Linked DNA regions of Mus musculus: all the other regions are linked to region 4. The links are chromatin loops, found by intact Hi-C in ENCODE. Cell type or tissue: gastrocnemius. All regions are shown on one strand. Links, peaks and the distances in the headings refer to the core of each region. The heading gives the core; the rest is flanking DNA. Region 1 holds the start of Gm52905 (a long non-coding RNA gene). Region 2 has its middle 19 kb from the start of Gm45943. Region 3 overlaps Herc3 (hect domain and RLD 3). Region 4 has its middle 28 kb from the start of Tigd2. Region 5 has its middle 27 kb from the start of Gm45943.

Region 1 (6,432 bases), core at 639-5,638, 160 kb after region 4:
ATTTGGTGGAAAAGTCCCCATGCTTGAAATTTCTAAGAGAACAAAACTAATGTACACTTTTTGGAGTTTTAATATCTAATTGTTAGGTTGGGAACTTTTGTCCTTCCAATGATGTCGGTCCTCAAGATCTCTAAGCAGGTCATGTTTTAGATAAAAAGTATTGGCCATTACTAAGCCCTGTTGTAGCTACACAAAAATAGAATGCCTGCTATGTAGAGCAAAAATGACCATGTGAGTTCCTGAAAACTATTTTACATTGTTGGTCGCTATAGTGAAACTAGAAATCTCAGTGTGCATTGCAGAATGCTGAGTCATGACTTTTGTCTCTCTGGTCACTCCTCACCAGCTCACTGTGCACTCAATGTCCCCTTACTTCCAAGCCCCATGGCAGGGATGATTGATCCCCTGGCAATCTTCACTTGCAGTTTATTTCTGCTTTTGATTATACACTTCTTGAAGACAACGGCCAGGTGTGTATGATGAGGCTTTCTGCACAGAGGTCCCTTGTGAGTCTAAGTGTTTATGCCGAATCGCTCATGATCTTGCAGGGTGTCTCTCTTCAGATCTCAGGCCAATGTCTTTGGCTGTTGTTCTCCATGTTTGTTATAGAAATGATCCCCATTGCTGAGGATCCCATCCTCAAGCTCCCAAAGGAGAGAGTTTATAGACTCGTGCAAGGTTTCAGTGCCAGAGTGCTTGAAACTGAATTGAAATAAATAGGTAAAATATTAGCTTTAAACAAGAAGTAAAGCAATTCATGGTGAATAGTGCATTGAAAATACTGGTGTGAATTCTAGTTAATGATTATAGCTTGTAGAAATCTATTGACAGCTGGTCCATGTAGTAATCTGACACTATGCTGCCTAACATTGGCACATAGCATATTTAATATTATGGCCTTATGGGAGGTATTCTTTTCAGTTTTGCCTGTTCAAACAAAACTTACAACATTGTTTAATGTTTTCTCCTTGATCAAACACTACTGCCCTGCCAGTAAGGAAATTAAGACACAAGTTCTGCTGTCCCACACTAGTGAGGACGCAGAAACATCACCAGGCAATTGCAATGCCATGCGGTAAATTCTGTAATACACAGCAAGATTAGAGTAATAACAGATGCACCTCGATGGATATGTTTCACCCTGTGTTTTATTCAACCTCATCTACGTGTCTGATGTTATTAGAGGGTACACTTGTACTGTAATAATGTCTACCTAAGTTATAATTTTCATAGGTGACTTTTTAGCCTTCCTTTGCATCCCTTCCGAAGGCGTAGAAGATATTTTAATACCCCCGATTTATAACTGAGATGAGAATGCACACCAAGTTAAAGAGTGAGAATGATTTAACGCACCTTGGTCCTCTTTCCAATCTTCTTTTTTCTGTGGAGTTTCCAGCATAGGCTTGACTCAGACATGCGTGGGCTTCAGTGAAAGCTTTGTAGAGATTGAGTGTTCAAATTCTGTCCCTTTGTAAAATTCTCATTTCTTACACTTCATTTCAAATGACCTAAATTAAAAATGAAGTCTTATTAGGTCCTAAAAAGAAAAAAATTCAAATTGTCTCACATTTTTATTTTTTAAAGATTTATATTTATATTTTAATTTTTTGACAGACAGAGGTATGCATGAACCTTTGCAGGTCAAAAAACAAAACAAAACAACATTGGATCCCCTGGGACTCGAGTTACACGTGATTGGGAGCTGACAACTGAAGGCCAATCCTCTGCACCCTCTTCCCTAGTTTTGTTTAAAGATTCTAAAATATTTATATCATTCTTACAGTTCATGATAAAACAACACTTTATGGTCTTCCCTGTCTGTAAGGGTCTTTGAGATCAATAATATGAGGGGAGTAAGAATTGAAAAGAAAGTGAGATTTTCACCTTTGGTGACTAATGTGGTTGCATTTTTATCAGATCCCAAGTCAGCAGACAGCTCAGCTCTTTGAGAGATTCACCTACGATCAGTGTTGCTTTCCCTGCGACAAGTAGTTATGGATCTCTACCAAAATATTTCCTGAGAGAGACGCACCACAACAGGCCCAGATACAAAGGCTTTATGGAGACCTTCACCAAGTCAGCTTTCAGGGCAGTACTTTGATTTGTTGGATTAACTTCCCAATATCCCCTCAGTTTATCTCCACGAAGGGTGATATGGAAGATCATTAGTGTTTGGAATTTGGCTTCCTCTTTTAAATGTTCAGGCATCTTCATGCTTGGGTAAGCATCAAGTACAAGCCTGTGTTGATTTACTAAGTGAGAGGTGGAGGATCATAATGTCTATGGAAGCCTCTTTTTCATCATTTCATCCAGAATATTATAATAGCTTGAATATTAGTTTTTCCAAGGGTGAAGCACGTAAGAAATCCAAGTTTAAGTGGACTTCAAAGAAGACTTAAAGCAACATAATTAATTAGCATGTATTAATGATTCAACATTTAAAACTTTGCTGAAACTTCCTCTCGGTGGGACATATCTGGCCTGTAAATGTTTGTCTTACGAGTATCCTTCAGCAAGTGCATCAACATTGACAATGGGATGACATTTGAGTTCATTGGTAAAAACCTAAGTCACATGGATCCTGAGCTGCTGTGTGGTGTTAGAGAGCCCCCTGCTGCTTGTGGAGGTGATGCCTAACTTGCCTGGTTACTAACCACCCTGCCTGCCAGCCCAATATAAGGAGTTAAAGGCTACCTCACTTCAGACCTGTGTGGGTTGTATATCTGAATTTATTATTTATTGATGATATAGCCTGTATTTGATAGTAACAAACTTGAAAGAAAAACAGACCTATTCTCACTGCGTGGTGACTTCCTTACCTGTAGAGCAGAAATGTTTGCCAATTACTCATATAAAGAAGGTAATTTGGCCAGACATAGTGGTACATACCTTTAACCCCAGCACTTGGGAGGTAGAGACAGGAGGGTCTCTGTGAGCTCAAGGCCACCCTGGTCTGCATACTGAGCTCCAGGACAGACAGAGATAATAATGAGATCTTTTGGCCCTTTCTCAAAAAAAAAAAAAAAAAAAAAAAAAAAAAAAAAAAAAAAACTCCTGAAGGATGTTGTTTTTCAGCATTTAGTGGTTGGGGTTGTACAAGTACAAGGACTTGAGTCAGGAACCTCGGCACTTGTGTTAAAAGCAGGGCATGGCTGTGTGTGCATGTAACTCAATCTCTGAGTGACAAAGACTGCAAGTTCTGAGAGCTTGATGGCCAACCAGCTTAACTGAAAATAACCACCTATGAGATCAGTGAGAAACTCCATCTCAAAACAATAAGGCAGAGAGCACTGTTGATTTCTCATGATACCTGCTGTGTCCTATACTACGACTTCCACAATCATGCACACACTCACACTTAGCCCCTCTTTCTGTCTCTTTCTGCCTCTGTCTCTCTTTTCTTTCTGTCTCAGTATCTCCTTTCTCTCTATCTCTGTATCTGTCTCTCTGTCTTTCTTTCTGTTTCTCCTTTCTCTCTATCTCTGTCTCTCTCTCTATCACACACAAACACACACACACTCACACACACACACAAAACATCAAACTAAATTCCTTGGAACACAATATCTTTTCACCTGTTTCATTCCTGTGCACATATGTTCCCTTGTGGCAATGAGAATCAACTGCCAATAGTCTGTATTATATGGAAACTTCTTAATGACCTACTAGCCTTCCCTTAAGAAGAACTAGAAAAAAGTTAAAGGAACTAAAAATAACTTTCAGTCAGATTTATTGATATAACACTTTTTGTTGTTTTGTTTTTGTTTTTTGAGACATGGTTTCTCTGTATAGCCCTGGCTGTCCTGGAACTCACTTTGTAGACCAGGCTGGCCTCAAACTCAGAAATCCGCCTGCCTTTGCTTCCTGAGTGCTGGGATTAAAGGTGTGTGCCACCACACCCGGCAGATATAACACTTTCATGTCACACATTTTGCCCATTTAGAGCATGTGACTCAATAGCTTTCAGCATATTCATAGAATTGTGCATCAACTGTTGACATTTTCATCACCTAGATAGAGACCCACTATTTAGCTTTCAGTATCATCTCCTTGCTAGGTGCTCTCTCATACCCTTGTTTCTGTGGACCTCTCTTCTCTGGTATATAAACAGAATGGTACGGCTATATCACATGTAGCATCATATTATTGACTTCTTTCCCTTTTCTGTTTTCAAACTTTATCCACATTATGTATGGCATGTACCAGTTCTTAGTTCCTTTTATGGCTGAATATTATTCTGATATAAGTATATCAAATTTTGGTAATCCATTCTATAGTTCATGGACCTTTCCTCCTTTTTTCATAATGTTTAAATACTTAATTGTTTTTGGTTTTTTGGTTTTATTATTTGACAGTTTCATATATTTGAATAAGGAATTTTACTCATATGCAGAAGTAGCATTGGAGAACTCTGAAAATATAGTCTCCACTTTAGGACCAAAAAGATCCTTAGGGGTTTTCTAAATCTCTTTTTATTTCCCATGTGGCTAAACTCAAACTCGGGTAAACAAAATAGTTGCCTAGTCAAGGACATAAAAACATAAAACATATGCAAAATTCCTACTGAGAAATAAAAATAAAAACCATTTATATATAAAAATGATCATCATGGGGTGTGTGTGGGGGGGAGGGTGATTAACAGCAGAATTAAGGGAGAAGACATTGTTACCCAAAAGAAAAAATCCACTAAGCAGTAAAGGGAAGTGACCTGCTCAACCTGTTTCCAGAAGCTTGGAGGTCTGTAAGATAGACACTGTACTAGAGACTGAAAGTAACTCTATGGCCATAGATGACCCCTGTGTCATGATCATTATACACTTGAACTGAAAAGACCATAGGCAATATTAGTAGAAACATCAAACATTATTCTCCACATAATTCCAAAAGGTTTCCATTACAAATGGCAGAAATATTTATACCAAAATATTGTAAATAATGTATTCAGTTAATTGTTACATGCATATATCGTTACAAAGGAAACACATTAGGAAGGTTACCTCTATTAGAATACTCCAATATTTTCCCTAGGCAGGTTTTAGTGCATTTCCTGTAACTATTATAACTGTCAACTTAGAAAAAACAAAAGTACTATTTTATATGCTTATCAAAATTTGAGGTTCTCTTCTAGTTCTTTATATGTTATATGATAATAATGGGTGAGCTTGTTTTATAGCCATCTGGAACTATTTCTACCTTGTTGTGTTATAACATAAGGAAGACTTGTTCAAAAGAGCTAATGCATGTGGGGGAGTACTTAGTCTAAGTACTTCCATTCATTGTAATGGAAACCTTTCAGAACTATGTGGAGAACAACTCCTCTCATTCCTAGTATAGGAGCACTGTTTTGTAGTGGGAAAAGCTCTTCATCATCAACATGAGTAATCAGCTAGAGACTTGGAGAGGCTTAGGAGCTGGGTTCCATTCGGACTTCATTTATTCTCTTCAATAGACACACCAAAATGGGACTCCTAATTCTAAATTGTATGACATGTTTTCAGAGTGCACAACCTGGTAGGTTCACTGGAGGACATTGCAGCATTCACTTTACGCATGAGGATGGCAGGTGAGCTTTATTGGAACCTAGTATACATTCATACACTTTAAAAGTTCTGAGTGACTCTCTTGACCTATGTGATTTTTTTCTGGCACAGATTTGCCTGTATGTCTTCACATTTAATATTCCTTCCAAATTCCACATTGTCACCTTGAGACTACACTCTAAAACCAGTTTGGCCTCCTTCATTGACAGCAGATTTATAATTAGTATTGCCAAACTAGCAAATACTGTATCCCAGGAACAAAAACAACCATTTCTCTGCACGTTTTAAGATCAAATACTTTATAATCTCATACAAATCTTCCCAAACACAAGTTGTTTTAGTCTCAACTTGAAAAAGATGTGTTAGTGGGAAGAGTGGGCCTGGTCAACTGTAGTTAAAAGATAAGTGGCATCCTCAGAGGGTTGTGTGGTGTTTTTGGTTTTTTGTTTTTTAAGTTGGAGCACCTATGTAATTAAATAGGAATAGAGAGTGGGAGGGGTTGGGAGTTGAGAGTGAAAGTTCCTAAGGCCTGGGCTTCGGAAAGCATAAAATAGAAATAAAGAATAAAACTCAGAAAATAGCTTTACCAAGAACTAACATGAAGAGCTAGATAGACTTGGTCATGTCACACGGAATGAATGGAGCTAACACAAAGGACAAATGGTTTTGCAAAGGCAGTAAGCAAAATGGGGACACAAAAAAAGTTACTGCACTGTCAATGTGAAATTGAGCCCTGAAACCAAGTTAGGAACCAGACTCTGGCCAGAACACACCACTCACACCATCACACACTGCACAGACCACTCACATACATACACACACTGCACAGACCACTCACACCTTCACACACTGCACCCACTACTCACACCCTCACACACTGCACAGACCACCC
Region 2 (6,432 bases), core at 305-5,304, 580 kb after region 4:
AAGGAGGAAGCAACCATGAGAAAGCTAAGCCCACACTAAGAACTGGCAGTACCTTCAGTGACCCACCAGCATTGTTCAAGCCCAACCTATCTTCCTGTTTTCATGGAACTTGCAATCATATTTTGCATTTAACTGTCACATATTGCAACAACTTGGGACTTGCTATCAAACTTATTTCCATACAAACTCCTCCACTCTACCAAATTTAAATACGATTGGCAAAACGAGCATAGCTACAAATTTAACCTATCAAAGCTGAACAGGCATTGTTTTCTGTTATGTTCTTTGAGCTAAACCTTAATTTTAAATAGTCTGGAATCAATTTAAAAGTCTCAAAGTATAAGCAACAGAAACCAAAGTTACTTGGCATCATCAGAACCCAATTCTCCTACCACGGCAAGTCCTGGATACACTATCACACTGGAAAGGCAAGATTCTGATCTAAAATTACTTCTCATGATGGGGAGAGAGAACTTTAAGATGGAAATAAATAACTCCCTTAAAGAAATACAGGAGAACATGGATAAACAGCTAGAAGCCTTTAAAGAGGAAACACAAAAATCCCTTAAAGAATTACAGAAAAACACAACCAAACAGACAAAGGAAATGAACAAAACCATTCAAGATCTAAAAATGAAAATAGAAAAAATAAAGAAAGCACAAAGGGAGACAACCCTGGAGTTAGAAAACCTAGGAAAGAGATCAGGTGTCATAGATGCAAGCATCACCACTAGAATACAAGAGATAGAAGAGAGAATCTCAGGTGCAGAAGATACTATAGAAAACATTGACCCAACAGTCAGAGACAATGCAAAACGCAAAAAGCTCCTAACCCAAAACATCCAGGAAATCCAGGACACAATGAGAAGACTAAACCAAAGGATAATAGGTATAGAAGAGAGTGAAGATTCCCAACTAAAAGGGCCGGTAATTCAGTAAAATTATAGAAGAAACATTCCCTAACCTATAGAAAGAAATGCCCATGAACATATAAGAAGCCTACAGAACTCCAAATAGATTGGACCAGAAAAAAATTCCTCCTGTCACATAATAATTAAAACATCAAAAGCATTAAACAAAGAAAGAATATTAAAACTAGTAAGGGAAAAAGGTCAAGTAACAAATAAAGGCAGACCTTACAGAAAAAAAAAAGAGCAAAATTAAGGCTGTGGAAAGAAACAAACGATACACACATTGACCAATTCTGTGGAAAGACTGTGGGCCACAGGGTATTTGTGTTTCCAGTACCATAGTGTTCTTGCATAATAAAATAAAGTGAAAATAAAAATAAAAATAAAGTAAAAGTGTAAGCAAAGCTAGTTTACTCAAGCAAATGGCAAGTGTTCTCATGCAGTGGGGGCAGGAGAGTGGGGGAGGTATAGGAGGAGAGGGAGAAGGAGAAGATGAGAGAATATAGCAGTACAGCTTTGCCACAGATAACTTAAGGGCAAAACAGTAACTTCTGGTATTTGCTATTTTCACTAATTATCCATGCCTTTTTGCCTGGGTTTTAAGAGGACTGAAAGGGTTGCCTGCGTTTGTGCCTTGGTGATAAGTCCTTTATTTCTGAAACATGTCTGTTCTGAAAATCTAAATACTGTGCTCATTTAAACGTGTGAAGGTCTTCACACGTTTAAATGTTAAATCACATACAAACTAAATATCCTCTGCTTGAAATAAAAATATGTACTACCTACTTTTCTTACACTGTGATAAAATACTTTAACAAAGGAAACTTTAGGAAGAAAGGGTTTATTAGTCTCTGAGCTTGAGGGCATATTGCATTATGGCGAGGCAGTTCTGGCAGCCGGGACATTTGATCACACTGCATCTGCATCCAGGAAGCAGAAAGAGATGGATTCTGGTGCCTAGCTTGCTTTCTCCTTATTCAGGAGAGAGAGAGAGACAGAGAGAGAGACAGACAGAGACAGACAGAGACAGACAGAGACAGAGACAGAGACAGACAGAGACAGAGACAGAGACAGAGGGATAGAGACACAGAAAGAGAATGAGAATGTTTTGGCTAATTAAAAGATAAAAAAATTTAACAGAAATACTTAAATAGAAAAATCATTTGTGAGTCTTGAGATAACTCAGTCAGTAGAGGCAAACAATCACAGGACTGGAAATCTGTGTTTGATCTGTGGATCTCACAAGGTGGAAGGAAGAGAATCTATACCTTAGAGTTGTCCTCTGACCTACAGAAGTGCCAGGCAGGACCCCCCTACACACACACTCCAAAGGGGTCTGGACATATGGGTTTTAATGTACTTAGCATGAAAGGCGTATCTAAAACTAAGACAAGTTCAGAAGAATTGCCATAGAAGACAAAAACCAAAGCTGTTAGAATTTAAATACTTCAGGCTAGTTTTGGATGCCCTACCTACTTTTCTGAATGCAACAATTCTCTTATTTGAAACATTGTCTCATTATATCAAAGGGAAACATGAAGTGTGCAGTAAAGATAGTTAGGGAGGTGGAGTAAAGAGGAGAGGGTTTCCCCACCATCAAGGTGAAGGCCAGTTTGTCCACTTTCTCCGTTTTCATTTTAATTATAGAAATTAGAGCTTTGGAGCTGGAGAGATGGCCGAGCCACTAAAGACTAGGTTCACAAACAAAAATATAAGAAGTTGGAGATTTGTATGGAGAGCAGAACACATGTCCTAGTTTATGTGGCAAATTCTCACTTACACATTTCCCCTCTCCAATATAAATAGTGCCTCCTTCCACTACTTGAAGATTATCTCAGCTACAGATGAAAACTAAAAGTACCTAAGTACATACAAGCAGCACTAACTGGATATTTGTTTCAGACGTGTGTGTGTGTGTGTGTGTGTGTGTGTGTGTGTGTGTGTGTGTGTGTGTGTGTTTATGACATGAAGCTGAGGGGAAAATGTGCTGGGGGTGAGTTCTCAAGGGTCTGGAGGGGGGCCCAGTAGAGTATGTATATACTCAACCTATATTGTATACACATATGAAGAGAAGAAGAATCATTTGCTTGACTCTGGCACCCTCTGGTGATTAAAGCATGAAACATCTTTACACAAACAAGTTTTCCTAAAAGCATTAGGACATTCACATTCTGATGTTGCTTATTCCTAGAGGAGAAAGTAACACGAACTATTAACATTCCAAATTGGACCATCTAACAGTCCTCACTAAACCTCAGCTTTGAATTCCACATCCTTAAACTTTGTCCCTATCGGAGTCTCACCACCACTGCCATCTTTGACACTGTCCAGCATGCCTTTTGTCTCAGATCTTAGTAACTCAGTACACAGATGACCTTCCCAACACTCTTCCCTGCTTCTGCAAAGTTCTCCCAGGTAATGTCTTGGGGGTTGCCACCTCCAATTTCTCTCCCTTTCAAGTCACCATTAGTAACCCAATTCTTCCTGGAGACCCCTCAAGAAGCTCTCAAGAACCTGCTCACCACTCCCTCACTGTGCTGCATCCTGTGTGGTCTTCTTTAGTTCCCATGTTCCCACACCTGCTGAAAGTCCACAATCTTTTGTTGTATTCACACCTCTGAGAGCACCTAAACTCCCTCTTTTACCTAGGCAGACTCTAGACAAAACCCACTAACTAACTTCTCTATTTTTTTTTCATCCTGCATGAAACTGGGGAAAACATATAAGAATAATGACTCATCTGAGTTTAAATTCAGGGTCAAGAATTCTGATGTCTCACTGGTATACAGCTGATACTGTATGGCAGCTAGCCTTAGCCTTTTGCAGTCTCTCTCTCTCTCTCTCTCTCTCTCTCTCTCTCTCTCTCTCTCTCTGTCTCTCTCTCTCTCTCTTTCTGTGTGTGTGTGGGGGGAGGGGGAAAGAGAAAGTCTTGCTATGTGCCATCACTCCTGTCCTTGTCCTTATTTTCCTATTTCAATAGTCATCTGATTCATTCATTCATTCATTCATTCATTCATTCATTCTCCCAATCATATTCACCCCCCCATGCACATGTGTGTATCATTCTTGAGTGATAATATCATTTCCTGCTTTACTGAGAAAATTGAAGCAAAGGGGAACTTTGAGATTACTGGCAGTGCCCACCTTACTGTAATGAGAGGAGCAGTCTACCTTTCTAAGTAAAGGCCAGGGCAGCTGCTTTGCATCAAATCCCATTTCTTTCCTTGCTCAGTGACAGCCCTTTCCCCTTTCTCCTCTGTGTCATCTTATAAATATGAAGTCTTCCAGACCACTTGGCACAGCATAAACATGTTGGTATTTATTTACCCCATCTTCAGTCGTTCTCTCTTTTTTTTTTCTTCTTCAGTTTTTTCAATCGTTCTCTTAATCCCACATTTCCTTCCAATTGTTCTATTGCTCTGCTCTCTTTTACAACAACACTCTTCAAAAACCCCCACAAATTCCATCAGCTCTCTAGTCTTGTCCTTGGGTTCTCTTTCAAACCCACTCTACTCAAACAAAGAGATTAGTAATAAATTGCTGACCTAAATGTGAGATGGTTTTGTAGGCAGCAATAAATATCTGGACTAACTGTCAGAGACAGAAACTTGGGCCTCCTCCAGAGGGAGTGACCTCATCCTAAAACCATGCTGCTTTAGGAGTTGTCCACTTAGGAAGAGCTGGGGATGTGTGGTTCTTGGGGGTTGCAGTCATGAAAGCTAAGTATGGCCTCTCCTATCTGTAATCCCACCGCTAAGGAGGCTGAGTCAGATGAACAGCAAACAGCAAGTTTAAGGCCAGCCTTGGAATCCCAATCACCCAAAGAAATTAAATCAAAGTCATTGATGAGAGCACAATTCCCAAGGAATTAGACCCCAAGGATTTAGAATATAGCATGTTGGTGGAATAATGAAGGTGGCAGTAACAGTTTAAAAAGGATAGCTAATAAAGTTCTAGAGTCCGCAATTGAAAAATCAGAAAATCTCTAACAAAATTTAGACAAAAGATAGCAACATTTATAGAAATAATGGGCCCATTATGTTCAGCCAGGAGATGGGGCATGTCCATCTTCAACTTGACTCTCTGGGATAATACTTCCATCAGTACATTAAAAATTCACTGATGAGAGTCAGCAGGTGGCATAGAAGCTAAAGACACTTGCTGTTAAGCACAATGACCAAAGATCAATCACTAGGACCCACATGGTGGAAGGGGAGAATCAACTCCTCCAAGTTGTTCTCTGACCTTTACATACGCTCTATAGTATCATCGCATGCACCCCTAACCAAATAAATGTTTAAAAATGAATAGATTGGAACTAGAGAACTGGATCAGCTGTTAAGAGTGCTTGCTGTATAATCATAAAAGTCAGAGTTTGAATTGCAGCATCTATGTTTCAAGTTGGACGACTCATGTATGCCTGTAACCCCCACTCTCGGACGGGCCAGAGACAAGAGAATGACTGGGGATTTCTGGCTTCCATCCTACCAAGAAAATGAGTTTCACATTCAGGCAGGGATCATGGCTCAAAGAAGTAGGCACAGGGTAATAAAGGTGGGTATGTTGACTCTCTCTTCTGGCCTCCATGCATGTAGATAAATGTGTGTACTTACAATAAGAATGCATACACTTGGACAGACACATATACACATACATACATACATACATACATACATACATACATACATACATACGTATTTTAAAACTGGTAGCTATGGCTCACATCTAATAAATGCTTTGGTGAGCCAGACACAAAGAAGACATAATAATAGATGACTTAAATCTGAAGAACTCTGTAGGTCAGACAGAATGGTAGGTGTGATTGACATGGAAATGGATACCCTAACCTCAGGATGACAGCAGTGATCTCAAAGGTCAGCAGGTACAGCTTCACTGTTAGAGAGACTGTGGTACAACTTCCATGGTAAGCTAGAGGGATGAGAGGTAACCAGACTTCTCTGACCTGTTGTTGTACTCTATGGCAAGAGCATAATGATCATGGGTCTGAGATCCTCAAACATACACAGGGAAGCAGAAACTTAGGGGGCAAAGCATGCCTTATACCCAATACTCAGCACTAAGTCCATGCAGAGACTGAGAGCCCTCTGAGGAGCATATATTGGAAGATTTTCTTTTTTCTTTTTCTGTAGTGATTCTTTTTATTTTTCAATTTTGAACACACACACATATAAAATATACTTTTTATCTTTCTCCTCATTATCCTCCTTTCCTCCCACCCTCCACTAAATTTTGTCTTCCCCCTTCTGGTTATTTTGTGTGTGTGTGTGTGTGTGTGTGTGTGTGTGTGTCTGTGTCTGTGTCTGTGTGTGTGCACGCGTGTGTGGTTTATATGTGTCCCACTGTATTTAATTAGGATTGCTTGCATGGGGGGAGGGAGAAGGAGATTATTAACAGATACAAATGGAACCTGAGTCTTAGATTAAAATTATTATACAGGAGATACTTATATTTAAAAAGTGTGTTTTATTTAATAATCTTACATAAGAAGTACAATTGATCC
Region 3 (6,432 bases), core at 794-5,793, 260 kb after region 4:
GGTGGCGCACGCCTTTAATCCCAGCACTTGGGAGGCAGAGGCAGGCAGATTTCTGAGTTCGAGGCCAGCCTGGTCTACAAAGTGAGTTCCAGGACAGCCAGGCTGTACAGAAAAACCCTGTCTCGAAAAGCAAAATGAAACAAAACAAAACAAAACAAAACAAAACAAGAAATGAAATACTCTTGAACTCACTGGCATAGGGCGGGGCTTTCTGAGTAAAACCAAAGAAGTGCAGGTATTAAGACCAACACTGACAAATTTGACCTCATGAGATTAACAGACATCTATATAGCAAAGAACAGCATCACTCAAGTGAAGATGCAAAATACAAAACGAGAAAAATCTTTACTAATTATATTCCTACGACAGAGGATGGGGTTTAGAGTACACAAAGAACTAAAAACAAAACAAAACAAATACCTAGACATCAAGAAAAAAAATCCAATTTATAAATGGGCATGGATCTAAACATAGGGCTCTCAAATCTTGAAATACAAATGGCTGAGAAAGTTTTTTTTTTTAATGTTTAATATCCTTAGCCATCAGGGAAATGCAAATTAAAACTATTTTGAGATTTCATTGTATCCTAGCCAGAATTGTCAAGTTAAAACAACAAATTCATAGTTAATAGGTATGCAAAGTGGAACAGATCTATGCAGAGAGAGAGAGAGAGAAAGAGACAGAGACAGAGAGACAGAAACAGACACACAGAGAGATGGAAACACACACACACACACAGAGAGAGAGAGAGAGAGAGAGAGAGAGAGAGAGAGAGAGAGAGAATATCATCAATCTTCCACTTAACGCAGCTATACTACTCTTAGGCATATGCCTGAAGGACTCTGCATCTTGCTCATTCACATTCAGTGCTGCTCTTTTTCATACACTAGGCATGATATGGAAACAGCCTAGATGTCCACCAACTAAAGAATGGATAATGAAAATGTGGTCTAACTTATACAATAGAGTATTAGCTTTTATGATAAATAAGTAATGAAATTTGCAGGTAAATGGATGGAGCCAGCTGGGTGGTGGTAGTGCATGCCTTTAATCCTAGCATTTAGAAGGCAGGAAGTATGAGGTGGAGGCCAGCCCAGACTACATAGTGAGTTCCAGGATAGCCTGGACTACACAGAGAAACCCTGTTTCCAAATATAAATATATATATATAATTTATAAATAAGTTATTTATAAATTTATATTATTTACAAATTAATTATATAACAATAAATACATAATTGCATATTATGCTATATGATAAATATTGATAAATATTTTACAAAGTTATAAATAATGTAATTTATAAATAAATAAATGATGGAGCCAGAGGCAATCCTTCTGAGGTAACCTGGACCTAGAAAAACAAACATGACATTTCCTCTCTTATGTTAGCTTTAAATCTTGGTGTATTTGACTTTGGAATACACACAGAGGTTAGGAAACTATTAAGATGTCATGGGAGAGAGATATAATACATGGAGTTATCCTGTAACAGTGGACAACACCACAAATAAAAATTGCAGAACCATGAGTCGGCTACCTCTTTTTGAGTTGTTATCCAGTGGAATCCCTTTGATTCTCCACCCTCCCCCAAAACTTAACAGGCTGTTGCTGAATTTCTTGGCTACCCTCGGGAACTTTTTGGTATTAAGATCCTATTGTTATGACATCATCTATTTGAGTTACAGAACATGGACAAATTAAGATATTTCATCCTGAAGTTTCATCCATAGTGGTCGGCTTTGAACGTGCTGAAAGGCTATGTGGCCTACTGGAAAAGAAACATAGTCATCACTGTGACCCAGCGGTGAACCCTGAAAGCTGCGATAATGACTGTTCTTGCAAGATCTGCCCACTGGTTCAACAGTGCCCTGTGTGTGTGTGTGAGTGACCAACTTCTGTTTGGAAATAAGCTCACTCCAGACTTGGCATTGCAGATGGGGCCAAAAACCTGTGGTTCGTTAAGTTATAGGGCTTAGGTTAGAACCTACTACTATTATTCTGATAAATACATAGTTCTAAAACAACTCCTAATCAGTACTGTGCCCATTGGTTAGTGGTTCTCTCAACCCTCCTCAGAGAACCTTCTGCTTGCAGTAAATTGGCAATTTACACAGAGACCCACAACTAGTGAATGTTCAGAAAATAAAGGATTTTTCAGTCTTCCACCCTGAACAAGATATCTATATCATACTCAAGACTCAGGGGACATCCTGGAAGATAGATTGCAAGACCCAGGGGTGGTAGATAAGAAACTCTTTTACAGATATAACGGGGTAGATGCACACATAAACTGACAGGGATCATGACAGTGTGCACAAGACCTGTGTATAAGCTCAAACCAGACACAATTAGTATACAGTAGGGAGGTGGGTAAAATTCCCACCCCTGAGGAGCCATTGGCATTTGATAACTGCTTTGATAGGAAGAGTCAAATGTTTTTAAAGGTGGGTTTATTTAACACGCCAGTGCACCCAAGAGTAGCTGGGCAACACAAATTGCACTTCACAGCTTTAAAACAAAGAGAATGGGTAAATAAGAAGGTAGGGAAAAGGTGGTAGATCTGGGAAGACTATAATCAAAAGGTGGTGTATGAAATTCTCAAAGAACTGATCGCCATATTTAATGCAAAACCAAAATCCACCTGAGATGAAGCCACGTGTGCATGTGCTGGGTTATGCCTTGGGAGGTCTCTGAAGGAGTCAGTGTGAGAATTTTAGATTGCTTTCTTTACCTAGTAAGGTACTCTAAGAGGGTGACCTCTACTGGACAAACAGTATGTGCCGGGCATGCTCCCTGGATACAGGCTTTGTCATTGTTTCCTTTTTAAAGGAAAAATGACTAAAAGTCCACCTCCAAAAGGTTTCAAAAACAATTTTCTGAACTATCTTCTTTAGTGAGTTAAGCTATGAACTATTAATAAGAGAGCCATGTTTGTAAGAGTTTCCAGCTGTAAGATTGCAGAGTTATTGTTTACACAGATAACAACGTCTATCTACTTTTTTCAGCTTTGGAAATGTGAAAACTTGAATACATAAAAGTCTTAAAACAGTTCGTCACATAAATGCTTATTAGGGAAAAATGTTCCTTACATGAATGGAATGACCTAAGATTAGAAAAATTAAAAATTATCACACACAAAAAAACAAAGGAATAAATTTTGCAATAAAAAATTGAAACAACTTATTTGTGTTCCAAATTTATTTCCCCCAAACCTACTGCTTATTGAAGTTATTCTTTATTGAATGCATCTTAGCATTAAGAAGATACTGTTCCCCTCACTACTTACATTTAGTTTTTTATTACATATATTTATTTGTGTGTGTGTGTGTGTAGGCATGTGCATGCCATGGTACACAAGTAGAGGTCAAAGGACAACTTCCAGGGCTTGGTTCTCTCCTTCCAGCAGGTGGACCCTGGGATTGAGTCACACCCGTCATGGTGACAAGTGCCTTTACCCACTGAATCAGCTCATTAAACCATCTATTAGCTCTGTCAAAGCAATGCATCATACTAACATTACAAATTTATTGAAAGTACTGTCTTGCTGGGCTCCACACACAGATTTTGTACGTGGGCTAATACTAATTAGCATGAGATGTGAGGTTCTGAGTCACTTCAGTGTCTCTCTTCTTCCCTCCCCTTCTCTACCATTCAAATATTCTTTCCCATCTGCAGTGTCTGCCTCCCTCAATGCTAGCAGCGCCTTTCTGCTTCTGTCCTTCCCATTCTAATGCCCGTGAATCACATCATCCACATGCTTCGAATTCACGTCTTACCTCTCCACTATGAACCCCTGAGCACATCCTGTGGAGCTACTCAGAGACATCTGACTCCCAACTCTGGGCTCCGAGGTCCTCCTTCCAGCTCTCCTCTATTGGTCATTACTCTCTTCCTGCTGATTTTCCTTCTGAACTCTCCTAGATTCGTACCTGTGTCTTTCCCCATGTTTGAGCCTTTGCTGACTCCTCTCCAGTTCCAGGAAATGCTTTTTGAACATTAACAACCTTCACCATTCCCATTCTTTCCCATTGCACTCCTATCCATTTGTAGAGCATTGGGCTCTCTCGCCCTTTCGCAGGAATCATTGGATTCTGTGGCTTTATGGCTTAATGCTCCCATGGAAAGCAGAGTGTCCATCCCACAATTACAATACAAACTGTTTTAAGTTAAAACACCAAATTTATTGGATAATATTGAACTATATGCAGACACATAGAAAATAAACATTTTATATAATTGTGTATCTTTTTTAAATGTTATATTTATAAGGACAAAAAAACTACCAATTTAGCAATTGGAGTAACTTTTCAAAACAAAAACAGGAAAAGCAAAAATCTACATTCCTTCATCAAGACTCGGTGCTGCATCACAATCTATAAGTACTTCATTTTAGATAAATAAATACTTTCTCTATCTACTACAGATTTAAAATTAGAATTACATGAACTCTTTGACCATGTAGAATTTTCTTATACAGTGATGAGCAGTTAAACATGTCACTTTTGAGACACACGCATTTGACTTAACATAATCCCCCTGCTGAAATTTCACTGTAAATGCACACTTCACATGTGATAAAACAAAAACTCTATTATAAAGAGTATCTTCATATTTTCACAGTTAGAGACAGAGGTTTAAAAAAAAACTTACAAAATTTAAAATAAAAAAGACAGCATGCATCCACTACCAGAAGGAAGAGGGGAACGGAGTCAAGCAGCAAAGACAAGGAAGAGTAGGAGAGCAAGAGGAAGGGAGGAGAGGGGAGCACAAGAAGAAAGGGAAGGAAGAGAGCAGGAGCTAGAAAGGAATAAAGAAGGGGAAACCTTTATTAATTGTACTGTTCTTAGGCAATATGGAAACAAGAAAATGCAACTTGCATTTCAAAAGTATGATAAAGAAGGTCTACCAATTCACTGTAAATCCACGGGTCATGGCTAACAAGACACATGCAGCCCGCCTGCAACCTGCGGCTCTTGTGTATGTGTGTTTCAGGAGGCCCAGGCAGTAGGCACTCATGACCTATTTCCTTAAAGCAGGACATGTTCATAAAGGTTCCCACAAAGACTCAAGAGCTATGACAAGGCTCAGCTTCTTTGTCTTGGGAGTTCCATCTGTGGGCTGGGCTGGGCTGCAACAAGCCATGCATTTCCAGTGCTGAGGAGTAGGAAATGTTCTGCATGGCGGGCAAGAAGGGACATATCCATCAAGTCACCCCTGTAGGGACTGAGAGGCCAGGAAGAGAGCAGCAAAGCATGGTGAAGAAACATCAGGACTGAGGGACATCTGGGAAACAAAAGCTGAAAACCTACTGCCATTAAATCCAGCAGATTGCAACACATTCACAGATGAAGGAACAACAGGTACCTCGGTTTAAAACAAAACAAAACAAAACAAAATCAAGTCCACTTCCCATACCAAAGCCAATTTTTTTTTTGGCTCATCCCCAACCACTGATTTTTTCAGAAAGACTATTCACTATTGAACCCCAGAAACACCTTGACTAGGGTTTAGGATTCAAAAGTTTCAAACCACTTAAACAATAAAAAAATAGAAATCACTTCCCATGGTATTTTATTCAGCCTCAATGTGGCCACAGAAGAAGGAAGGGATGGATGTCTTAGGTAAGCTGGGGTACCTCAGGCCAAACTAAAACCCTCATAGTTGTCGAGGGCCTGGGTCAGCCGAGCCTTCATGATCTCTTTGCTGCTATACTTAGGGAGGTCAAGAAGGTTGTAGCAGGTATGGGCCACGGGTAAGTATTCCTCCCCAGTGGCTGTGGACTGGATGATGATCTGAAGACTGGCCATGCCATAGATGGGAATCCGGTCACTGCCTGTTAGGAACACTGAGAAGAAGAAAATGGCATCAATGGTATGCAGTCCTCTAAGCAACAGAGAAAGGCACAACATGCTGCGGCTTCCATGGGAACTACAATGCTCTTTAGGTACCAACACATATGCACTAGACATGCCCTAGAGCCTCTATAAAATGCATGTCCTCAGACCTTCACAAAATCAAAGAGGAAAGATATTACTGTCACAGGAAGGCAGCCAGCAAAGAACCCACGTCCTTGTGACCTCAAGACCTTCCCTTTTCTCAGGTGTCTGAAAACTGTTTCCTCTTAGGGATCTATATGCTCATTTCCCTCCTTTCAAAAACCAGAGGACTTGACCTACATGATCTTTAGGCAGTTCACTATTGAGATACATTGTTACTTGATGGAAATAATTAGATTTCCCTGCACAGCATAGACAGAAGCAGCTGTACAGTGCTTTTAGTTGCTGTTTCTGTTTTGTTTTTTTTTTCTCACTGTTAAACTGCCAGAAATTATTAGAATGAACTCATTATCCATTTCTTTCCTTTATTCTAATTTATTTGAGGGTGTGTGAGGGAATGGGGGTTTGCGCCCAGGGTCTTTTGGGTGCTGGG
Region 4 (6,432 bases), core at 513-5,512:
TAGAGACACCTATACTCCTACACAGGGACTGGGCTGGACGAGGGCATGCACACTTATTTTTTACAAGGGTACACATTTGTGTTCATTGGAAATAAATTTTCTCTTCTAGTTAGCAGGTATATAGGTGATAAAATGATACTATTCTGAAAAATTGAAGAGAGTGGCTTGTGTTCTTATTTGTAAAGGCAACTAAAGATTCATAGGAAACAACTCTACTTAAGTTCAATGGATACATTTACAACATAACTCCTATATCAAGGCTCAGGAAATATTGAAAAAGAAAAGAAGGAAAACTTGTAAAAGTCAAAGAAAGGGGGACTCTGTTGTAAGATTGTGCCTTGTAGATATGACAGGTAAGCTATATCTATGAAGTCTCAACAGCATGGATGCCTAAACAAGACCTAAACAATTCCAACAGTAATTCATATCCCAGTGTAAGTGGGTGAAATTTCACAAGGCTTCGCACCTAGATGAAGAGTTATAGGCAATTTATAATTCCAAGAAAGGGGAAATTAGTCTTCTACAGGAATGAACCTCCCCATGCCACTCAAAATAGAGTGACCAGTCCTAGAAACATACATACAGATAACACTGAATGGACTAAAAAACCTATTCCTGTTTACATGTATGTATAGCAATACCTATCAATAATGGTTAAAGAGGAGACCATGAATTTGGGAGGAGCAATCGGACATGGGAGGGGTAAAAGGGATAAGATGGCATGACAAATGATGCAAGTATACTGTAAATTTAAAAAACTACTTTCAATGGTCAGGCATAAAGGGTTTTATGTGGCAAGAAGATGGGAACTTGATCTAAGAAGTCTTACAGATAGACGTTAAGCATTTCATCTGTCCAAGCTGTCCAAGTGTGACATCTAATCTAGCTCTGTATGCATGTGTTTGTGTGTGTGCCACTGAAACCAGAGACGCTCATACACTAAGAAAACTCTTTCTACAAGAATATACATCCACCTGTAAAATAATGTGCTGAGAATAAATTTTCTTTTCCCCATCATTGCTTTATTATATCATGTAAAATTATATTTCTTTATATTTTTTATATAAATATTTTATATAAAATATTTCTTTATATTTTATATTTATATTTCTTTCTTTTTTTCTTTTTTGGTTTTTCGAGACAGGGTTTCTCTGTGTAGCCCTGGCTGTCCTGGCACTCACTTTGTAGACCAGGCTGGCCTCGAACTCAGAAATCCGCCTGCCTCTGACTCCCGAGTGCTGGGATTAAAGGCGTGCACCACCACACCCGGCTATTTTATATTTCTAATTTAAAATTTTCGAACAGAGTTGATTCTCTGATTCTGTAGCTTATATGTCCAAAGATTCATCTTGTCTCAGATTGCAAGTGTTTGTAGAAGGATGGCATCCATACCAAACATGTGTAGACTTCTTTCTCCTCACTGGTCCCTAAACAATAAAGTATAATGATTTACCATTTAATAATAATTTACCATTTTATAATCTGTTAAGTATCATAAGTAATCTAGAAATGATTTAAGTTAAATATGAAGGTATATGTAGGTTATTTGCAAATACAACACAATTTTTAAAGGCACACAAATATCTGTGATGTTGGTATTCACAGGGCCATAACCCATGGATATAAATATTAATGGACAATTGTATATATGGTTTCTAGTTGTCAGTAAGCACTGATTATTCAAAACAGAGTGTGTGCAAAAAGTCTCCTCCCCCATCGTCTTCTGACTTTCATCCCAAAACAGGATCAGTCACCATAATATTTGACATGTAGAGGTTTATTTTCTGATAGCTTCTTAAACATATTTTATGCATCTATGAACATTCTACCTTTCCACACAAATACAGCATACTATCCAATCATATTTAGCCATTCAGTTCTTCTCAGAGATACCGCAGATTGCAGAGCTTTGCTCATGTTTCTTCTCCATAATCCCACTCCTTCTGTATCATTTTAAAGTAGTTCCATACTGATGAATTTTGTTTCTCCAAGACAAGGTTTCTCTTTGTATCCCCAGTGGTTCTGAAACTTTCTCTGTAGACCACACTGGCCTGAACTCAGGTATTCGGTACTCACCTGCTTCTTCCTCCTGAGTGCTGGGATTAAAGGTATGTGCCACCACGCCAGGAAACTGCTGTTTAATACTGAATTGCTTTAAATCTCTTACTATTTGGAGATAGCATTTCCCTAATTCAATTTTAACATAATTTCTAGCACAAATGAACGTATCTATAGATGTCCTTGATGTAATCAAACCATACGTGCATGTGTAATCAGTTGCTACATAGGCACTGAAGAGTACACACCCACACCAGGTGGGGAAACTTGGCCAACATTTGAACTAGAGATTGGTTTCCTTTTATCCCTCCGCAGCATGCTCTTTTCTATCATGTAGCCAGATGTTCTTGGATAATGTACTGAGAATTTTAGTGATGTAAATGTGTCATTTCTGACTGGGGTTAAAGTTGAGTCACTATTCCCGTCTTCGGACTGTGCATGTCTTAGCAGATTCAAGATTCACCAAATAAAACTCTCAGCTTGCCTAACTGTGTGTGTGTGGGGGGGGGGGGTGAGGGGGGCATGGCACACACATCTTGAAAGGATACATGATTAATTACTGTGGAGACAACCAGAGCCTCTTTCCTTATGTGGCACTGCCTTTCAATTAAACCAGTGTGCCTGTGTAAGTTTGAAGGACACTACCAAGTTTGAAGGAAAGAGACCCACTTTGATTTACTTTATGAGCTTTGTAGTTTCTTTTCCAAAACAGCAGTATCAGCCCTGTGCCTACAATACAAGTGCACTCCTCTACTCAGTACCTAAGTAACACTGCTGTTCCTGTAATGTAACCACAGGGAGGCATTTAGTTATACTTTATTTCTTCACTGATAATTTAGCAATTTAGCAACATGACATGAAACAAAATTCTTACAATTTTAAGAACAAAACAGCTCATCAAGGTCTATATCAAGGCTTGAAAAAAGACTTTTAATTTTCTTCTTTAAAATTCATATGTTGAGGTTTGGAGATATGGCTCAATGGTTAACAGCACTGGCCGCTCTTTAGAAGACCCCGCAGGTCCTGGCATCTCCCAATTATTTGTAACTCCAGTTCCAGGCAATCCAACACCCTCACACAGACATCCATACAGCCAAAACACCAAGGAACATAAAATAAAATAAAAATAAATAAACAAATAAAATACGTATATCACAGAACATACGATCACCATGGGTTTTTAAACAATCTTGCCCGTAGTGTTTATGCTGTTGGCCCTTCTCTGCTGTTGCTCTATGGTTTCTCTTACACGATGTAGGATTCTACATTGACCACGAGGTGGCAGACAATGCTTATGTATTGTGGTAAGACTTCCTGGGCCAAAGTGGGATAAAATACAAATCATGACTTATGGCCCATTTTAGTTACAAAGATGCATTTCTATCATTATAAACATCTCCATTACATCAAAAAAAAAGTTGTCAATGGCACAGTCTTTGACAGATGTGTCTTTTCATTTCTCAAACACTGTTAAATTTCAGTTTGACAATGACTAAGCTGTGTTCCCTAAAATCCAGTGTAACAGACCTAAAATTTCCTAGGAGTAGCCTTGCTTCATGCAGCTACCTATCTCCTTTGTCACATTTTTGTTGTCACCATAGCTTCTTAAAATTGTTAAGTAGGAAAAATTAAAGGGTATTTAATCTGATTGCGTCCTATGCATTTTTTGAGCTCGCCAGCATGTATGGATGTGACATGTTCACTTGGTAGAGGGATTCTCCCTGTTGAAAATCACTATGATCATGAGAGTGGGTCTGAATAGTTTGCTCCTGAGGAAGGGGTACAGGGCACGTAAAAAGGACAGAGGCAGAAAAAAACATAGAACCTTTGATGACTTCCATGTGGACATTGTCTCTTCCACTACAGTGGTCCAGTGGGATTAGGATCCTTGAGGGTCGCAGACAGTACTTGAAACTGTGTAGTCATTTTGGAACTGCTGGACCTGTTCTATTTTAGGGAAAGTTAAAAATAAATTTTGTTGGAAGGAAAGAAGTCTAAGGTCAAGGCTAAAAAAAATGTAAAAGCAGATGCAGAGGGCATTTGCCGTACCAAAACTACAAGGCAGAAGTGGCCCAAGGGGCCAAGGAAACCTCCACGGACACAGAGGTCCAGACTGGTGGGGTTTGGGCTTTGCCTAGGGTAGGACACTCCTTTTGTATGGGTGCTCAGGGCTTGGTGCTTGGACCTTTCAGAAGTTAGGTGAACGCTGGTGGAGAAAACAGAACAGCGTGTTTGGGTGACTATGTTGAAATCTGAAAATCCTGTGCTTTGTAGAACTTGAGAGAATTTTGTTAGTTATCAGTTGCTTCATAACACACAACTTAAACAGATTAAAACAGTAACATATGCTGTGACGCAGATTCTGTACGTGAGAAATTGGACAGAATTTAGCTGTCTTCTGACTTAGGGTCTCTTATAAGGCTTCGGTGACACTGTCAGCAAGGTTATAGCCATATCAAGACTTGAAGGAAAATATTCTGTCTACACTCATGTAAGACGGCTGTTGGCAAGATTCAGTTACTTGTCCCCTGGTCTCAGTTACGGATTGTTGGATGCCAAAACACAATAAAACAAAACAAAAACCAGCTACTGAGAAAGGGAGAAAGAAGACAGAGCATAGAAAAGGAAAGGGAAGAGGAAGAAATGGAGGAGAAAGAGGAGGAGGGGGAGAAGGGGGGGAGGGGGAGGGGGAGGAAGAGGAGGAGGGGAGGAGGGGGAGGGAAGGGGGAGGGGAGGGTGAAGAAGGAAGGTGAAACAAGAAACTGGGTGGATTACATCTGATTCTCAGTGAGATCACTTCTGTTACTGGAAGTCAGGCAGTAGGTCTAACCTTCAGTGAAGTATACTACATACACGCATATAAGGTATTTTGAACATGTTAATCCTCCCATGTGTACATATGTGTGTGTGTGTGTGTGTGTGTGTGTGTGTGTGTGTGTGTGTGTGTGTGTGTTTTAAAAGAAACTCACTGGTGCTCTCAGTATGCACCTGGTAACAAGGCTATATGCTGGCGCACAGGTAGCCTCTCAGAGGTTGAACCCGTAAAGAAAACTAACTCCCTCCCAACAGCCATCACTGGTAGCTCCTCAGCTAAGGGTAGAACATCATGACTCTGTTCCCCAGTACATTCTGGGATCATGACTAGCTAGAAACTGTGATGCTGTTGTCAGTGGGGTCATGGTCGCAATATGCTGCTGTGTGCAGCAATGTTGTCATGTCCAGAGACACTGTCTCACTGTAGTGATCCACTCACTGTATCTCTTACAATCTTTCCTTACCTTCTTCCCAGATATCCTTGAGGCTTGAGAAGAGTCTGTGTGATATAGCTATCCCATTTAGAGCTGAGCACTCAGACATAGACTCTGCACTTGGATGAGTTGCCTGTGTTCCTCACTATCTGCTGCAAAAAGGAAGTTCTCGAATGAAAGTTAAAAGATCTAGTTATCTGCGGTTTAATGATCTCTCATTAGGAATCAGGGGTGATGCTTTGTGACTTAGCAGAACAAGAGTGTTAGGTTCTCCCACAGTGCCTAGGACCTATCTAGTTCTCAGGTTCTTGGCTCCAGTGACAGTGCTAGTCATGAGTTCAGCCTTATGGAATGCCCTTAAGTCCAATCAGAAAGTGGTTGCTATTTCCTTAACCTTTGTACCAAATTGCACAAGTGGGCCTATCTTGCCAGACTGGTCATTATTGTAATTCACACAGTTTACTGCTGAGTAAGACTGATTGGTGACTATTTTTCTTCTCCGGTAGCTTGCCTAACACCTCCCAGTACTATGAAAACTAACCAGTAGAAATGAAGCCTCCAGGTCAGTACCGGTTTGGTCTCTGTATATTCTATGACTCAAGTACATGGATGGTATCTTTAGTAACAGAGCCTTACAACCCGGTTCTAGAGAAAGCACCAAGAAGAGTGTGAATAATTTGTAAACTTTGGGGGTCTGTGGAACCCTACTGACTGACAACTTCAAAAGTGGTGAATGATTTCTGATACCTGGTTTTTTATTTGATAATCTGTAGCATGTTCTTCCCTGATACCGGATAACTCCACTTATATCCTTTTTGTATATGTGTATGTTTCTATATTAGGAAACTGGTTTTTGAAACTGTATTCCAAGTTAATTATCCCTCCCCATTATTCCCCTCTTGTCCTATGCTCCTTCCTACTTCTCTTGAAATTCCCACTCCATCCTTGCTACTTTCCTGATTCCTGTGGCTAGTCTAGTGTAAGCACACTTCCCTAAGGATTCAAAGCTAACAGCCCACAGAAGAGAGAGAACACCCAGCATTTGGCTGTGAGCCTGGGTTACCTCAGTCAAGATAATTACTTCATGTATCTGCTAACTTCATTTTTCTTTAAGGTTGAATATTCC
Region 5 (6,432 bases), core at 1,391-6,390, 570 kb after region 4:
TAATAATAATTTAAAAAACAAAGTTTAAGCAATAGATTAGAAAACCTTGCCAGCAAGAGTGAGGGTAAGCAGGCAAAAAGCAAAAACTTCCCTCTTCCACGTGAAGCTGTGGCCCAGGTTTAGGGTGCCAAATTCTGACTAATTCTCCACACCTCAAATAATCCAAACAAGAAAATACTTCATAGGCATGCCCAGCTGCTTGGGTTTTAGTTTATTACAGATGCAGTCAAGTTGACAACCAAGATTAGCCCTCACACATAGGAGTGGGGAATGTTCTTCGCCCTTCCTCTTCCCTCTTGTTTCAGAATCCAAACCTGAGGACTAGAGTTTCTATATCTACCTTGGGTAGAGAAATGGGTAAGAGTCACATATGCAAAGCAACAGGGAGAAGTTAGGGTTCTAGAAACTATGGAATAGTACACTTACCCACCCCCATTCAGGATCCATGGAGGCTTGGTTCTTGGCAACCCATAGACACCTCTATCTCTAAGTTCCTATGTCCTTATATCAATTAGTATGGAATTTGCACCTATTATCTATATACATACTCTATATACTTTAGATCACCCCCCCCCCAGATTACTTATAATCCTTAACGCAATTCAAGGCTCCTTAAATAGTTGTTACACTGTACTGTTTAGAGAGTGTGACAAACTATATCTGTACATGTCCAATATAATTTTTCTGAATATTTTTGATTGGGAATTGGTTGAATGCAAGAATGAACATCCTGTGGATATGAAGGGACAACTGTTTTGTATTTGGAAACGAAACTCCAAGGCAGGAAACTACTTGGTATCTAGAAGATGGCAAGGACAGAAAGAGAACAGAAAGAAGAAGAGAGGAAGAAGCTGGCCAGGAACACATGGGGAAGAGAGAGAAATGGAGATGAGAGCTGGGGTAGCCTAGCAGTTCAGTTCTTATACTTGGCTCCCACCTAGAAGGCAACTATGCAAGCTGTTGTTAGGTAGTTATTGGGCAGAGCCTAGAAGAATTGCCAACAAGTTATTTTCACAAAATACTTGGAGATGAATACTTTGAATAAATGAATAAATGAAGAAAAGGAACAGTGATGGTGGGTAATATAGGTTCTGACAGTCCATAAGGACTTTAAGATACTTTATAATTTTATTGATTACAATATAACTTGCTATCCTTCCCAGACTGGTCTCAAATTCTTAGGTGAAAATAACCTGACTTTTTATATCTTAAAGGGATCTCTTTATACAGAAATTCTCATATAAACCAGGCATAGTGGCACACATCTTTAATTCCACCAGAGATAGGCAGAGGAGGCAGAAATAGGCCAATCCCTCAGTTTAGGACCAGCCTGAGCTACATAGTGATCCTACATGATAACACTTTATTGAAAAGTATCATAGTTACCTTTATTAGCTGACCTTAACCACAATTAAAATATTTACAGTTATTTTGCAATACCCTATCTGAATAAAGAGTATACTTAGAGCTCTTGCAAAGTAGCCTAGTTTGGTTTCCAGCACCCACATTAGGACGTTTGCAAACACCTCTAACTCCAGCTCCAAGGGGTCTGATGCCTCTGTCCATCGTGGACACACATGTACACTAGTACATATCCATACAGACACATGATTTTAAAATAATTTAAAATATAACTTTTTAGGGCTGGTGAGATGGCTCAGTGGGTAAGAGCACCCGACTGCTCTTCCGAAGATCCGGAGTTCAAATCCCAGCAACCACATGGTGGCTAACAACCATCTGTAACAAGATCTGACACCCTCTTCTGGAGTATCTGAAGACAGCTACAGTATACTTACATATAATAAATAAATAAATCTTAAAAAAATATATAAATTTTTAAAAAAATAATGTACTAACACAAAGGGATTTTTTTTGGTTTTGTTTGTTTGTTTATACAGAAACTACAGAGTTGAGATTGTGTGTGATCAGCTCAAAGACTTCTGAGTTTGAATACTCCTTTGGGTTTTACTAATGTGGAGGTGACTATAATTTATTGAAACTTTCTATCCTATCAAAGTATTCATCTCCAAGAATTTTGTGAAAATAACTTGTTGGCAATTCCTCTAGGCTCTGCCCAATAACTACCTAACAACAGCTTGCATAGTTGCCTTCTAGGTGGGAGCCAAGTATAAGAACTGAACTGCTAGGCTACCCCAGCTCTCATCTCCATTTCTCTCTCTTCCCCATGTGTCCCTGGCCAACTTCTTCTTCTCTTCTTCTTTCTGTTCTCTTTCTGTCCTACTCTGTCCCCCTCCTTTCTCTGCCTCTTCCCATTTTCTAGGTCCCCTTCCCTTCACTCAATAAACTTCCTTTTATACTAGGCCTGTCACATGGTTGTGATTCCTCAGGGGAACACCTTGGCTAGGCCACTGTGGTACTCTCTCTTGCCCCATTATACTGCTGTTTTATGAAACACAACATAACTATTTAGAAGTTCTATGCTAGCATAGAACTCCTAGCAAAGAATAATCACCTTCTGGATGGTTTCAGTTAATATTAATCCCAATTACCAGTGTTTGAAATACTGGAGAACTATGCCATTTCCTGGTACCAAAGACATTTTTCCTAGGGAGAAACAGATGATACAAATATTTGTCATTACCAATCATGTCTATTCTTTTTTACTGTTACCTGGAAGTGATTGTGTAGAGAACATGAGTGTCTCTTAGGAGTGTACCACATGAAACCAATTAATTACCACTCTGATTCATATCTTAATTTCCTATGACCTTAGTTATGACCAGTTGGCAACCATGAACCTAATTAGCCCAAGTATACTTAAATCACTTTCTGGACTTGCTTTGTGAGGCTCAGCCTTTTACCTAGATTCATTTGTATGTATATCAAGGACAAAGTACTTCTGATTAATCAACACCTTATCAGGAATTGATTTAGACATCAAAATAAGTGTTTTTCTGCTTTATTGAGAATAGAAATTAGCATTTAAAACTAGGGTAGGCTAGGGTGTAGCTCATATGGTATAGAGCTTGCCTAGCATGAGTTCAACCGCCAGCTCCGCATAAACTCAGAGTGATAGCATAAACCTTGGTGGACAGAGGCAGAAAAATCAAGAGCTCAAGGTCACCTTAAGTTATATAACAAGTTTGAGGTCAGCCAGTGTGCATGAGGCACTGGATCAAAGACATAAAAACAGGCTGATGAAATGCTCAGTGGGTAAAGGTGCTTGCTGCCAAGCCTGTAGATTTGAGTTTAATCCCTGGGAACCTCATAGTGAAAGGAGAAAACCAACCCCCATCAGTTTTCTGACTTCCATAGGCTTGCCATGTGTGTTCTGTGAGGCAGAAATCAGTCTGTGCCACAGGCTGGATGGCAAAGAGGCTGGCACAGCACTTGCACGTATGTATGTAAAGGACCATATTGAGGCAGACCTGGCACTCATGCCAAGGAGAAGACTATATCAGACACTATACACCCACCCAGTTTTCTTGTATACATCCCCTATTTAATATATGTAATATAATTACACTTTTATCGATCAACTTTGCCTTGCTCTTTTTTTTTTTTTAATAGACTTCCCTAAACAGCACAGATTGTCCTGGAATTAAAGGTCTCCCTGCCCCAGAGCTCTTACCCATCCCTAGACAAGGCACCCAGACACCCCCTACACTAAATCCATGAACCGCACCACCTCCACTCCTCCATTCTGTGGGAGCCTGGTACCTTATCTAGCTAGACACCAGACTCATGATACCAGTTACACTCATCCCCATCACCTGAGAACTGCTTCTCTCCGGGGATGTTACTAGAATCACACCAGCAGCTCTTCCCATTCCTGTGACCTGCCAAAGAACACATGCCCAGCCTATCTTCTTAAGTCCCTTTCTGCCTCCCTATCACACAGGGAGGTTCAATTCGAACCACTAACTCTATCCACCGATACCTAGTACCCTTGTCCCATCCATATCTGGGAAACTTAGATTCCCACCCCAACTCCTTCTTATCACCTCTACCCATTGCTGTGACTGGAGGACTGCCCTAAGCAATGAACAGACACCAGATGCACTAGTGACTCCACCCATCCCCTGCAAATCACCAAAGTATCACAGGTCCTGCACCTGCCTTCCACTTCCCTTACACCTATCCTCCCTTCAGCGAGGGAATTTCAGTCTTGTAACACCAACCCTACTTAAGGTAAAGTCCTAGACACCTCTCCCAGACTCTCAAGGACTAAGAATCAGATAACATTTATGTACAAAAGTTGTGCAATACGATCACCTGGCAAGACTACAAAACAAGGAAGGAGATGAAAGATGGAAGGCTTAACACTGGCTCACAGTGTCTGCTCTTTGGCCAAGAAGAAGGTGGTGTTTGTCACATGAAATACCAAGAAGTATCAGCCATTTAGATTCTAGGAGGTGAGTTTCTATGCACTTTGGTGCCACAAAGTACAGAAAAAAACTAGATGAAAGTTTCAAACAGAAATGTGGTGGGGATGCTTGTCAGGGACAGGTAGAAGATACCTGCCTGTGCTTCAGGTCTCCCAAGGAGCTTTCTGGCCCCCTAGATAAAATGATTTCTGGAGAAGAGGAAGCCTGGACATATCAGCCATGCATTCTGCACATTTGCTCCCAGCGCCATGGCTGAACCAGCTTGTGCAGATGCCTATTCAGAGGCCATGTCTTGGAGTCAGACCGTGGTATCCCTAAACTTCCAGAACTCTGGCTGGAATCCTTACATTTAGTGTAATGATGCACAAAAGCAAATGGATGCAGAGGTGCCCAAGGACCAGAATACAATTTCTCACTGCTTCTCTGGATTTTCCTTTGTACATGGTAACTAGAATCTTTATCAATCAAGTCTAGAAGTTCAGAGAAACTCTAGAAAGCTAACAGTGCTTTCTTGCCCTTAGGAACTAGAGATTGCCTAAGACCCTGAGAGGACCATAAATGTTAAAGCAGTGTTGGCAGGGTTGAGGGTTTCAGAAAGAACCACCCAGAAGCTTTGATGTTTTCAGAATTTGCACATGAAAATTGTTTCCAAAATAAATGATAAATCTGTTGGGGGATGGTCAACATTTACACAAAATAACAGTAGAATTTATTTTCTCATGGGGTAAAAATGAGACTTTAATAATAACTAATGGAGAAAAAATTGTAGTCTTTGGTCAGCAATCACACTTAGGTGGCATGTACCATAAACCTAGCACTATTGCACTGCTCATAAGCACAAGGTGAGGTTAAAGTAAGAAAAGCCATAGTAGCTCAGTCAGCTTCTAAGCCAGCTGTCAAAAGTCTCAGTGGTAACATACAGTTTCTGAAATGGAAAAGCACTTTTCATTCTAGGAAGATTTAGAATTAATCGTAGGAACTTCAATCTTAGAAGGACCCTCATTAAGACACAGATATTCTCAAGGTAGGTCAACACCTTCCATCCTGCAGGAAAGCTCCTTAAGCCCAGGACATAAACAATAGGTATCAGGAAGTCCCTGAAACTAACTAGACACACAAGGCCCCACCCTCTCGAAGCATATAGAAGCACTAAAAACCGCTGAGAGACACTCACAGACCAGCCAGGCCACCTGAGAGACACAGAGAGCAATCAAGCTGCTTAAAAGACTCTCATATAAACTGAGCCATCTGGAAGAGGCTTAGACCAACTGATCTGACAGGAAAGGATACTCTCTGACATACTGACCTACCTTTAGGCTATACAGTACACTAGAATTTTCCAGATTCCATGAGGGATGTTATTTTGGAGAAATGGTTGTCTTTGAGTCATTTCTGCCTGTAAGTAACCCCTCATCCATATTTCTGTAAGCAACCTCAGTAAAACTCAGTGGTTCACCAAGTTAAATTTTGGTGACATCTTCAGTTTGTTCTATCATTAGCTCTCTATCTGAAGTAAGTAACCATTCACTTCTACCCAGGAATGGTATCATATGCTATACTAGTGTAGGGCACTGCGAATTTAGATTAATCATATTTATAATTTATTTATTTTAGATTTTATTGATTAATTTAATCATTTATTTTGAAATGGTCTTTGGCCCAGGCTGCCAATGAATAACCTGATGTTTCTGCCTCTATTTCTTAAAAATGGACATTAGAGGTGTGTGCCACTACACTGATATCAGTTATTTGAGTACTAGAAAAGGCTTGATTTTATGTTTAAAAATGTTAGTGCCTTAGTGTGTAGGAAAAAAATTAGCAGAGTAGCTTTGTCTGAGGTCATTTTCCCAAGTAAGCCCTATTTCAAAGACCTTGGCACATATCTAGAACAGTAGTTCTTTCCCCTCCTAATGTTGAAGCTCTTCATTATGGCTGTGGTGATCTCTAACCATAAAATTGTTTTTGTTGCTTCTTCATAACTGCAATTTTGCTACTGTTATGAACTGTAATGTACATATCTGTGTGTTATGATGGCTTTAGGCAACACCTGTGAAAGGATTGCCCCCAAAGAGGTCGTGACCAA

What was found. A loop is a pair of places that touch in the nucleus more often than their neighbours do. Peaks named below come from ENCODE experiments on the same cell type or tissue, not always from the same donor. Only the 100,000 strongest peaks of a DNase experiment are listed, where the experiment ranks them.
Region 1: a loop joins it to region 4, with 14 times the contacts of the local background. A loop is called at or near these places in 34 of 42 quality-filtered maps.
Region 2: it touches region 4 in a loop (3-fold over the local background); 27 of 42 quality-filtered maps call a loop at or near these places.
Region 3: a loop joins it to region 4, with 5 times the contacts of the local background. A loop is called at or near these places in 15 of 42 quality-filtered maps.
Region 5: it touches region 4 in a loop (4-fold over the local background); 24 of 42 quality-filtered maps call a loop at or near these places.

What each region holds. Positions count from the first base shown.
Region 1 is chr6:59,016,714-59,023,145 of GRCm38, reverse strand. All of the region lies in intron 1 of Fam13a (family with sequence similarity 13, member A), which reads left to right. Gm52905 (a long non-coding RNA gene) reads right to left here and starts at 2,979. Exons shown (of 2, transcript XR_003956447.1): 1 at 1,354-2,979; 2 at 1-702. In gastrocnemius, for the core only: a CTCF peak has its summit at 2,612 (motif pointing left); no DNase peak of the experiment used is centred there; H3K4me3 peaks cover 587 bases; H3K27ac peaks cover 930 bases.
Region 2 is chr6:58,600,440-58,606,871 of GRCm38, reverse strand. It overlaps a transcript of Abcg2 not described here. Among named protein-coding and RNA genes, the nearest start is that of Gm45943, 19 kb to the right of the region's middle. In gastrocnemius, for the core only: a CTCF peak has its summit at 3,011 (motif pointing left); a DNase peak (open chromatin) is centred at 2,928; H3K27ac peaks cover 676 bases.
Region 3 is chr6:58,918,129-58,924,560 of GRCm38, reverse strand. It overlaps Herc3 (hect domain and RLD 3), which reads right to left. Exons shown (of 26, transcript NM_001361966.1): 26 at 4,163-5,848. The coding sequence ends at 5,640. Among named protein-coding and RNA genes, the nearest start is that of Nap1l5, 14 kb to the right of the region's middle. In gastrocnemius, for the core only: a CTCF peak has its summit at 2,770 (motif pointing left); a DNase peak (open chromatin) is centred at 2,755.
Region 4 is chr6:59,177,478-59,183,909 of GRCm38, reverse strand. No RefSeq gene overlaps it. Among named protein-coding and RNA genes, the nearest start is that of Tigd2, 28 kb to the left of the region's middle. In gastrocnemius, for the core only: a CTCF peak has its summit at 3,323 (motif pointing right); a DNase peak (open chromatin) is centred at 3,329; H3K27ac peaks cover 1,610 bases.
Region 5 is chr6:58,607,824-58,614,255 of GRCm38, reverse strand. It overlaps a transcript of Abcg2 not described here. Among named protein-coding and RNA genes, the nearest start is that of Gm45943, 27 kb to the right of the region's middle. In gastrocnemius, for the core only: no CTCF peak of the experiment used is centred there; a DNase peak (open chromatin) is centred at 3,329.